Regions from separate parts of the Homo sapiens genome. Here region 1 is linked to region 2. A link is a contact called in ENCODE POLR2A ChIA-PET data. All regions are on one chromosome and are shown on one strand. Each heading gives the region's core, a stretch centred on a gene start or an enhancer-like site at or near the end of the contact. The rest is flanking DNA. Distances are from core to core; before and after follow the strand shown. Region 1 overlaps RILPL1 (Rab interacting lysosomal protein like 1). Region 2 holds the start of COX6A1 (cytochrome c oxidase subunit 6A1).

Region 1 (4,981 bases), core at 1,526-4,025, 3.0 Mb before region 2:
TCCCACAGGGTGTGAAGCCTCTCGGCTCTGCCTTCTGGAATCCCTCAGCCTCCTGTCCAGGGCACATTCAGGCTGGAGTTAGTCCCCTTCTCCCTGTGCTGCTATGGGGTTTTTCTTCTTCTTCTTCTTTTTTTTTTTTTTTTTTTGAGACAGGGTCTCACTTTGTTGGAGACACTGCCTTAAGTGCAGTGGCACAGTCTTGGCTCACTGCAGCCTCCACTTCCTGGGCTCAGGTGATCCTCATGCCTCAGCCTCCTATGTAACTGGGACTACAGGGGCAAGCCACCATGCCCAGTTAATTTTCTTTTCTTTTTTGTAGACATGAGGTCTTGCTATGTTGCCCGGGCTGGTCTGAATCTCCTGGGTTCTAGTGATCCTCCTGCCTCAGCCTCCCAAAGTGCTAGAATTAGGAGTGTGAGCCACGGTGCCGGGCCTATGGAGTTTTTCTTGAGGTTGGGAAGGACGTCTGTTTCCTCTCCCTTTCCCTGTTCTGGAGCTTTTTCACTGCTGTCCTGACCTCTGTCTACTCCTGGTTGGTCACGGGACATTGGTGGCTCAGGAGTGTTGGGGACACTCCATTCCTTTGAGAGTGTGGGCTACCTGTAGATTGACTGGCTGACTTGCAAAAGCTTCCTTGTGATTAAGAAAAAAAAGGAAAATAACTGTTGGCAAGAATATAGAGAAATTGGAACCCTTGTGCATTGCTGGTGGGAATGTAAAATAGAGCAGCTGCCGTGGGAAACGGTTTGACAACTCCTCAACAAGTTAAACACAGAATTAGCCCATGACCCAGCAATCCCACTCCCAGGTATACAACCAGAAGAACTGAAAACAAGTGTCCACACTAATACAGTTCTTAGCATTGCTATTCACATTAGCCAAAGAGTGGAAACCACTCTGATGTCCGTCAGCTGAAGAATGGATAAACACACTGTGGTACATCTGTACAGTGGAATATGGCTCAGCCATCAAAAGGAGTGAAGTGAGCTGGCGGGGTGGCCCACCCCTGTAATCCCAGCACTTTGGGAGGCTGAGGTGGGTGGATCACCTGAGGACGGGAGTTCAAGACCAGCCTGACCAACATGGTAAAACCCCGTCTCTACAAAAATACAAAACTTAGCCCGGGCATGATGGCGGGTGCCTGTATTCCCAGCTAGCTACTCGGGAGGCTGAGGCGGAAGAATCGCTTGAACCCAGGAGGCAGAGGTTGAAGTGAGCTGAGATCGTGCCATTGCACTCCAGCCTGGGTGACAGAGTGAGATGCCATCTCAAAAAAAAAAAGAGTGAAGTGCTGGTGTGTGCTGCAACGTGGATGAACCTTGGAAACACCGTGCTAAGTGAAAGGAGCCAGGCACAAAAGGCCACTTAATGTATGATTCTGTTTCTGGGAAATGTCCATGGTAGGCAGTCCATAGACAGAAACTACATTGGCATTTGCCAAGGGCTCAGGATAGGGAAGTAGAGAGTGACTGCTTAATAAGTACAGGTTTTCAGCCGGGTGCGGTGGCTCACACCTGTAATCCCAGCACTTTGGGAGGCAAAGGCGGGTGGATCACTTGAGGTCAGGAGTTCAAGACCAGTCTGGCCAACATGGTGAAACCCTGTCTCTACTAAAAATACAAAAATTAGCCAGGCATAATGGCAGGCGCCTGTAATCCCAGGTACTCAGGAGGCTGAGGCAGGAGGATGGCTTGAACCCGGGTGGTGGAGTTTGCAGTGAGCTGAGATCGTGCCACTGCACTCCAGCCTGGGTGACAGAGAGATTCCGTCTCAAAAAAAAAAAAATTGCCGGGTGTGGCGGTACACACCTGTAATCCCAGCTACTCGGGAGGCTGAGGCACAAGAATCGCTTGAAGCCAAGGAGTGGAGGTTGCAGTGAGCTGAGATCATGCCATTGCACTCCAGCCTGGGTGACAGTGAAACTCCATCTCAGAAAAAAATAAAATAATAAGTATGGGTTTTCCTTTTGGTATGAAGAAAATGTTCTAGAACTGGACAGAGGTGGTGGTTGTGTGACATGTGAGTTTACTAAATGTCACTTCCAAATTGTTCACTTTTAAAAGGTTCAAATGGTAAATTTTAGATGATGTATATTTTACCACATTTTTCTAAAAAGGCTCCCTCGCTATGCAAGAAGGTGAGAGGATGGGTGTGGGTGTGACCTGGGGCAGGTGACTTAGCATGATGCTGGGATCTGTTGGTCACCCGCATCACAGAGAAATGGCCGAGTGTGCACCCCCGCCGGGCTTCCACTGAACTCCAGATACTCAAAGCCACTGGGGAGGAGAGGACCTAACCAGAAGGCCCATAACAACAGGGAAAATGGATATGACTTACTGTCAAATGAAAAAGGAATGGAGAATTGTGTGTAGGCTGAGATTCCAGCCACTCTGGCCAAATTAGCAATGGTCTTAGTAAGGAGATGAAAGGAGGCCTGGAAAGGGGGAAGCAGCAGATGTACGAGGGTGGGGGCAGGGGAGGTGTGACAGCTCCTCCCTGGATGCCTTGTCATGTTTGTAATGAAACCCCAAGTCGGGTGGGGAGGTGCGGGGTCCGTGGGTTCGGCTATTGGGAAGGCGAACAATGAACAGGTGGCTGCTGGCTTCCACCTCCAGAGGGAAACTGTACAGAACGTGAGCAAGGGCCGCCTGCGAGTGCTGAAAATAGCACCCTCCACAGGCTGCTGGCACCCCGGGAGGGGGAGAATTTGGGCTCCTTCAGGATAGAGAGTGGGTGCTGGCAGTGGCTGCCAAGAATTCATTAGCAGCATCTCTGCCTCCTCCAGACGGAGCCGGTGGGAGAGGAGAGCATCTCCGACGCAGAGAAGGTGGCCATGGATCTCAAGGACCCCAACCGCCCCCGGTTCACCCTGCAGGAGCTGCGGGACGTGCTGCACGAGAGGAACGAGCTCAAGTCCAAGGTGTTCTTGCTGCAGGAGGAGCTGGCTTACTATAAGAGGCAAGTGTCCCTGGGGCTGGATGGCCCGAGCTGGCTCCTTACTGAGGTTAGCCAGAGTTTCTGTACAGTTACCTTCTTACCCCCTGGAAGACAAGCATTTCATCAGTGTTTTTTTTGGGTACCCTCTCTGGCCTAAAGAACTTACATACAAGCTCACAACCCCTTTCTGAAACTCTTGGGCCCAGGCCGGGCACCAGAGCTCACACCTTTAATTCCAGTATTTTGGGAGGCCGAGGCGGGAAGATTGCTTGATCCCAGGCATTCGAGACTAGCCTGGGCAACAAAGCGAGACCTCATCTCTTTTTTTAAATGAATGAATGAATGAAACCCGGCCCCGGTGTTAATGGTCTATGTGGCCCTTTTCACCTCCTACATTATCCTGTTCACTCTCATGCTTGCTTTATTGTAGGTTTCCACATGAGACCACAAGCAACATGAGACCAGAAGTCTTATTTATCTTGTCCATGGCTAAGTTCCCAGCACTTAGAATGGAGCTTGGCACACAGTAGGTGCACAACAAATATCTGTTGAATAGAAAGCTGGAAGGAAGGACCCATGCACCAGAGGTGGTCCCTGCTCCAGTGGGGAAGATAAGAGATGCATAAAAAATATAATACCACACATTTTTATTGAAAGGTTTACTGACTGTATACTGGATGTTCAAAGATGGGAGAGGCCGGGCGCGGTGGCTCATGCCTGTCATCCCAGCACTTTGCGAGGCCGAGGCAGGCGGATCACTTGAACCCAGGACTCGAAACCAGCCTGGGCAACATAGTGGGACCCCCATCTCTACACAAAAATTTTTAAAAATTAGCCAGGTATGGTGGCTCACCCTGTAGTCCCAGCCACTTGGGAGGCTGAAGCAGGAGGATCATTTCAGCCCAAGGTCAAGGCTGCAGTGAGCTATGTATGTTTGTACCACTGCACTCGAGCCTGGGCAACAGAATGAGACCCTGTCTCAAAAAAAAAAAAAAAAAAAAAAGATGGGAGAGTGGGAGAGATCACTTCTTCGAGTTTGTGGATGGGGTGGAAATCGGAAGGCCTCCTGGAGGAAGCAGCATTTGAACTGGGCCTTCCTGAAAGGATAGGGTAGTATTTAGATATGGGAGATGTTGAGGAGTGACAGGTATATTCTGGGTAGAAGAAACCACAGAGGTGTAGCGACAGGGAAGCCTGTGTAAGGACAGGAAACGGGGAGTGGTTCTATTTGGCTGGACTCTTCAGAATAAACTGGAAATACAGATGCGGGTCCCCTAAAAAGCATGCACCCTCTCAGACCATCAGACACTTCTCTTCTGGAATGTTCCAGTTCTCAAGGAACTTTTGACTCTTTTATCTCACGCCTCTCATCTCCTTCCAGTGAAGAAATGGAAGAGGAAAACCGAATACCCCAACCCCCACCCATCGCCCACCCGAGGACGTCCCCCCAGCCGGAGTCGGGCATCAAGCGACTGTAAGTGATGCGCTGCCAGCTTCTGCGCTCGGCTGACCTGGCGGTTCACGTGTCCTTTGACTTTTCCTCCTTGGCACCTGCTCCCAGGGCCAGGCTTGTGACTAACCACATCCTGCTGAGACGTCTGGCCTGGCCCCCGACTTTGAGTTCATCTCCCTTCCTGAATGCTGAGTCCCTCCTGGGGGTCTCTGGGCAGAGAGGTTTGGGGAGTGCGGGAGGCGAGAGGGGAGAGGCTTGGGCCAGTGGCTGATACTCAGGAGCTTGCTGGAGTGTGTTTCATGGGGGTGGGGTGCATCTCTGGGCCTTTGAGGACAGGAAATAAGGGTAGCGAGGTAGGGGTGGGTTGTGCATCTGAAGCTTGAGACCTCAGCTCTGAGATGTCAGGTGGCCCTGGGTCCACCCCATCTATGCAGTTCTCTGATGACTCATCCATGTAGCCCTCTGTCCATTAAGCAGGGGTTACTGCATAACGCATGCAGAGTCAGGCCTTGGTTGCTGCAGGAGAACCCCGCAAAAAAGAGTGACCTAGTCCCTGCCCTCAACTAGACTTTAAGCTACTTCAGTGGTTCT
Region 2 (4,723 bases), core at 2,224-4,723:
TGAGGCAGGAGAATGGCTTGAACCTGGGAGGCAGAGCTTGCAGTGAGTGGAGATCGTGCCACTGCACTCTAGCCTGGGCAACAGAGAGAGACTCCGTCTCAAAAAAAAAGAAAAAAAAGAACTTGACATGTTCAAGAAAATTATGACTACAGGGAAGATTCTGCAGTAAATGCTAGTGGAATGGGACAGGAAAAAGATGAGACCCAGATCAAGCACTTCCTCTTGAGAAATACAGATACCTCTTTCAGGTGTAAATTGCAGGCATTCTGCTAGCCATTCAATGTCTTTGATATCTCAGGCCCGTCAAGGACCAATCTTTTGTTTTTTGAGACAGAGTCTCACTCTGTTGCCCAGGCTGGAGTGCAGTGGCACGATCTTGGCTCACTGCAACCTCCACCTCCCGGGTTCAAGCCTCTACACCCAGCTATAGGAGTGCGCCACCACACCCAACTAATTTTTGTATTTTTAGTAGAGACAGGATTTCATCATGTTGGCCCGGCTGATCTCCAACTCCTGACCTCAGGTGATCTGCCAGCCTCAGCCTCCCAAAGTGCTGGGATTACAGGCATGAGCCACCGCACCTGACCAAGGACTAATCTTGATGCTTAATTAGCACCACTCCACTTGGTCCCTTTATCCACATCAGGCACAATAAACCAAGAGGGGCTGTTATAAACACTTATTCAATGGGCTGAATTGGACCTGTAACACTAAACAGCAGCCTAGACCTTCACTGTGGAAACAGAAATAACTAATGCCAATTTCTTTTCAACTTGGACACTGACTTGAAGCTCAAATGCTAATTTCTGCGAAAAAACACAACCAAAGAAAGTAACTCTCAGCTCATGACCAATCTAAATTTAAGTTATTTATTTAAGCCATCTCCTGCCACAAGCAAAGGGATGGGAGACCAGTATACCAGTCATCATTTGATACAAGTAAAGAAGGTGAGCTTAAGGTCCCATATACTTTTTCTGGTCCATGTGCAGAGTAACGGTCCAAACCAGTGCTGTGGTCCCTGGTGCCCGGGTAGTGGTCCAGATTCTCTTTATTCATCTTCGTAGCCAGTTGGAAGTGGATTCACATGAGGGTTATGGAATAGAGTATGGTTACCATCTCCCCAGGGAAACGGCTGTGGAGTGAAGATGTCAGTTAGATAATTCCAGAAAATAATTTAGAAAGAACACCGTCATGAACTGCTTATAACGGGGTGACAGATCATATATAAAAACAAAATGGAAATTAGTCCTTTATCTACTGGTGTAGTTCAACCTTCCCATTATTTAAGGAGCTCTTATAACTACCAGGGGAGCCCTTAAAGTTATCCTGGCTACAGGACAGTTTTAATTCCAGAAACAAATATGGATGGCAGAAAATGCAAGCTCAAGTTAGTTACTCATCATCCTCTCCCTAGTAACTAGTATATCCAGTGCTGTGTTTATGAAAGTGTAATCCTCAAATCACCTATATCAAAATGGTGGCAGTATTAGGGGAGGGAGATGCTTAATTAAATGCAGATTTCTGGCACCATCCCAGACTTCAAACAATATCTGGGCTGGGAAACTGCAGCCCACCCTGAATTATCTTGCCTATTACCTTTGAAAAGCATTACTTTAGGGCAACGGTCTCCAACCCAGGGTGATTTTGCCCCTTCAGGGCACACTGGGTAGTATCGGGAGACACTGTGATGGGGGCGGGGGAGGGGGAAGCGGGAGTGGGGTTGCGCAGGTACTACTGCCACCTAGTGGGTACAGGCCAAGGATATGGCTAAACATTTCACAATGCACAAGATAGCCCCCCAACAAGAATTACCCAGCCCCAAATGTCAACAGTGCTGAGGCTGAGAAACCTTTACTGTTTGGCTTCTAATTGCATTGTACAAGGATGGGAGTGCCGCTCAAAGACTCAACAAATTCAAGAGTCTAGGTTAAGTTTCTACAAGGCCAGTCCTATATGGGCTAGGTGATGTAATAATAATAATAATAATAATAACTTTTTTCATCACTTCTCGGCCTTTTGGCTAAGATCAAGTATATTATTACTATTTTTTTTTGAGACGGAGTTTCACTCCTGTTGCCCAGGCTGCAGTGCAATGGCTGGATCTTGGCTCACTGCAACCTCCTCCTCCTGGGTTCAACCTCCTAGATTCTCCCACCGCAGCCTCCCGAGTAGCTGGGATTACAGGCGCCCGCCACCACGCCCGGCTACTTTTTGTACTTTTAGTAGAGATAGTGTTTCGCCATGTTGACGAGGCTGGTCTTGAACTCCTGACCTCCGGCGATCCACCCACCTTGGCCTCCCAAAGTGCTGGGATTACAGGCGTGAGCCACCGCGCATGGCCAGTATTGAAGAATCAGAATAAGCCCTTGTTAAAGATACAGCAAACAACAGAGGACACAACATTGTAATATATCTACATCAACAACCAATGATAAAACAGTCGAGAAAAGGTATTGGTGGGGAATAGAGAAAGCTGTCAGTCTCTTCATTATGCAACTAGTAGCTGCCAGATGCCCATGTTTTGTTGTTGCTGTTTTGTTTTGTTTTGAGACCAGAGTCTCGCTCTGTTGCCCAGGCCGGAGTGCAGTGGCACGATCTCAGCTCCCTGCAAACTCCGCCTCCTAGGTTCAAGGGATTCTCCTGCTTCAGCCTCCCATGTAGCTGCTGGGTTCGCTTACGCGAACCACCTTCAGACTTTGCCACTCTAATTGGATTTCCCAAACCTCCAGGCTTTACACAACGGACACCTGTTTCAGAACTGTCTCAGAAGTAAAAAAAAAAAAAAAAAAAAAAAAAAGAACTGTCTCAGAAGGCAGGAGGTAGGATGAATCGGAGAAAAGGGAAACTGAAGAGCACTTATTGTATGACCTTGAAGAAGAGAATTGAGACGTAATCCCAAGTGTCAGCTGTCCATCCACAAAATGGAAGAAAATACATTTTCTGTTTGTGAGGATAAACAAGCTGTACACGCCTGGCACCCATGCCTTCAGAGAATGAAGAACTTGCACTAAGGCACACATAACGAAAAGAGAACGGACGCTTGAAGAGATGTACAAGGGCGTACCTTGGTCCTGATGCGGAGATGGGGGTAGGCGATGAACTCGGGTCTCTCGTGCTCTCCGTGGTGCGACTTCAGGTACACATTCAGCATGCTGACTGCCACCCCGGGGAGCGCGACGAAGAAGGTGAGAGTCTTCCACATGCGAGCTGCGGAGAAGCCACAAACGTTCAGCGCCGGTATGGGGCGGGCCCGGGTCTCACTTTCCCTCCCGCAAGGCCTCGGGCCAAGGTCACAGTCCCTCCCTGTCTCGCCCGAGTGGGGCTGAGGCTCGACCCGTCGACCCCGGCCCCAGTACCTGAGCCCTCTTCGCCATGGGCGCCACTCGACATAGGCCGCCCCAGCTGTGGGCGGGACCGACCCAGCAGCCGAGAAACCGAGGACACACCAACTACCGCCATTTTTGATCTGGACTGCCGCAGCGCCGGAAGCGGAAGTGGAAAATTGGCTCTGGGGGCGGTACTACAACCTCCAAAGGAAGTTACTATTGGGCGCCGCCCTCCCACTGGCATTAACCTGAGCACTATCATCCGGGACGACGGAGTCCTTGTCAAAATCCTCGGCATCTCGGGCAAGAGAGAGCATGCGCTCTGCACCTCCCTTCAGGCTTTACCGTTTCCTTCGTGCGCATGCGTGTGCCCTCCGGTCTCCCTACCGTCCCCACCTGGGCGAGGCGGAAGCTCAAGAGAGGTTTGTGCAGGGTGCCCTGGTACCTGGAATCGCTCCCTTCGTTGGAGTCCATGGACGGGCATCTGGAGGTTCTGATCCCAGACCGCCCTATCTAAAATTCCGTTCCCCTTCCTCGCCATCCTCCGACTGCGTTTTCTCATAGCACATAACATTGCACCTTCGTCGTTATATTATTATTTTGTCTGTCTCCCCCACTAGAATATAAAGTCTGTGATACCAAGAGTTTGGCACTGCAGCATTCTCAGAATAATCTGGGAATGGTGTAATTTGGAATCATACCTGGCACATACCAGATACTTGATATAAATTTGCTGAATGAATGGATGAATGAATGAATAGCAACAGAAAGTATAAAGAGCACTGAAATTGGTGCCAGCAGACCTGGATCCTAATCCTGACTCAACAGTCTCATCTTTTTTTTTTTTTTTTTTTTTTTTTTTTTTGAGACGGAGTTTGACTCTTGTTGCTTAGGCTGGAGTGCAGCGGTGCAATCTTGGCTCACTGCAACCTCTGCATCCCAGGTTCAAGCAGTTCTACTGCCTCAGCCTCCTGAATAGCTGGGATTACAGGCACGCACCACCATGCCTGGCTAATTTTTTTTTTTGTACTTTGGTAGAGACAGGGTTTCACCATATTGGCCAGGATGGTCTCCATCTCCTGACCTTGTGATCCGCCTTCCTCGGCCTCCCAAAGTGCTGGGATTACAGGCGTGAGCCACTGTGCCCGGCCTTTTTTTTTTTTTTTTTTTTTTTTTTCAATAGGCCCCTTTGAGAATGTAATGAGGACCAGCGTGGTGGCTCATGGCTGTAATCCCAACACTTTGAGAGGCCGAGGCGGACAGATTGCTTGAGCTTGAGAGTTTGAGACCAGCCTGGGCAACAAAGCTTTTTTCTTTATTAGAAAAAAAAAGAATCTAATGAAAGCTTTGAACCCTTTCCTCTAAAGACACACCTATGTGTAAACACACAGTATAGC

What was found. ChIA-PET counts read pairs that join two places held with the same protein, here RNA polymerase II (POLR2A).
Region 1: POLR2A ChIA-PET joins it to region 2 with 13 read pairs in A673. The contact joins the enhancer-like site here to the promoter of COX6A1 in region 2. POLR2A ChIA-PET finds 5 or more read pairs at or near these places in 2 of 52 experiments (A673 and activated T-cell).

Annotation. Positions count from the first base shown.
Region 1 is chr12:123,483,610-123,488,590 of GRCh38, reverse strand. It overlaps RILPL1 (Rab interacting lysosomal protein like 1), which reads left to right. Exons shown (of 7, transcript NM_178314.5): 5 at 2,786-2,958; 6 at 4,319-4,411. Among named protein-coding and RNA genes, the nearest start is that of SNRNP35, 28 kb to the right of the region's middle. Within about 2 kb of position 2,775, at least 2 of the 41 ENCODE cell types and tissues checked have a DNase peak (open chromatin) inside an H3K27ac peak, as active enhancers do.
Region 2 is chr12:120,436,863-120,441,585 of GRCh38, reverse strand. COX6A1 (cytochrome c oxidase subunit 6A1) reads right to left here and starts at 3,473. Exons shown (of 3, transcript NM_004373.4): 1 at 3,357-3,473; 2 at 3,065-3,207; 3 at 856-1,132. The coding sequence starts at 3,459. The coding sequence ends at 1,049. It also overlaps the pseudogene LOC124903126. RefSeq lists enhancers at 2,779-3,300, 3,227-3,436.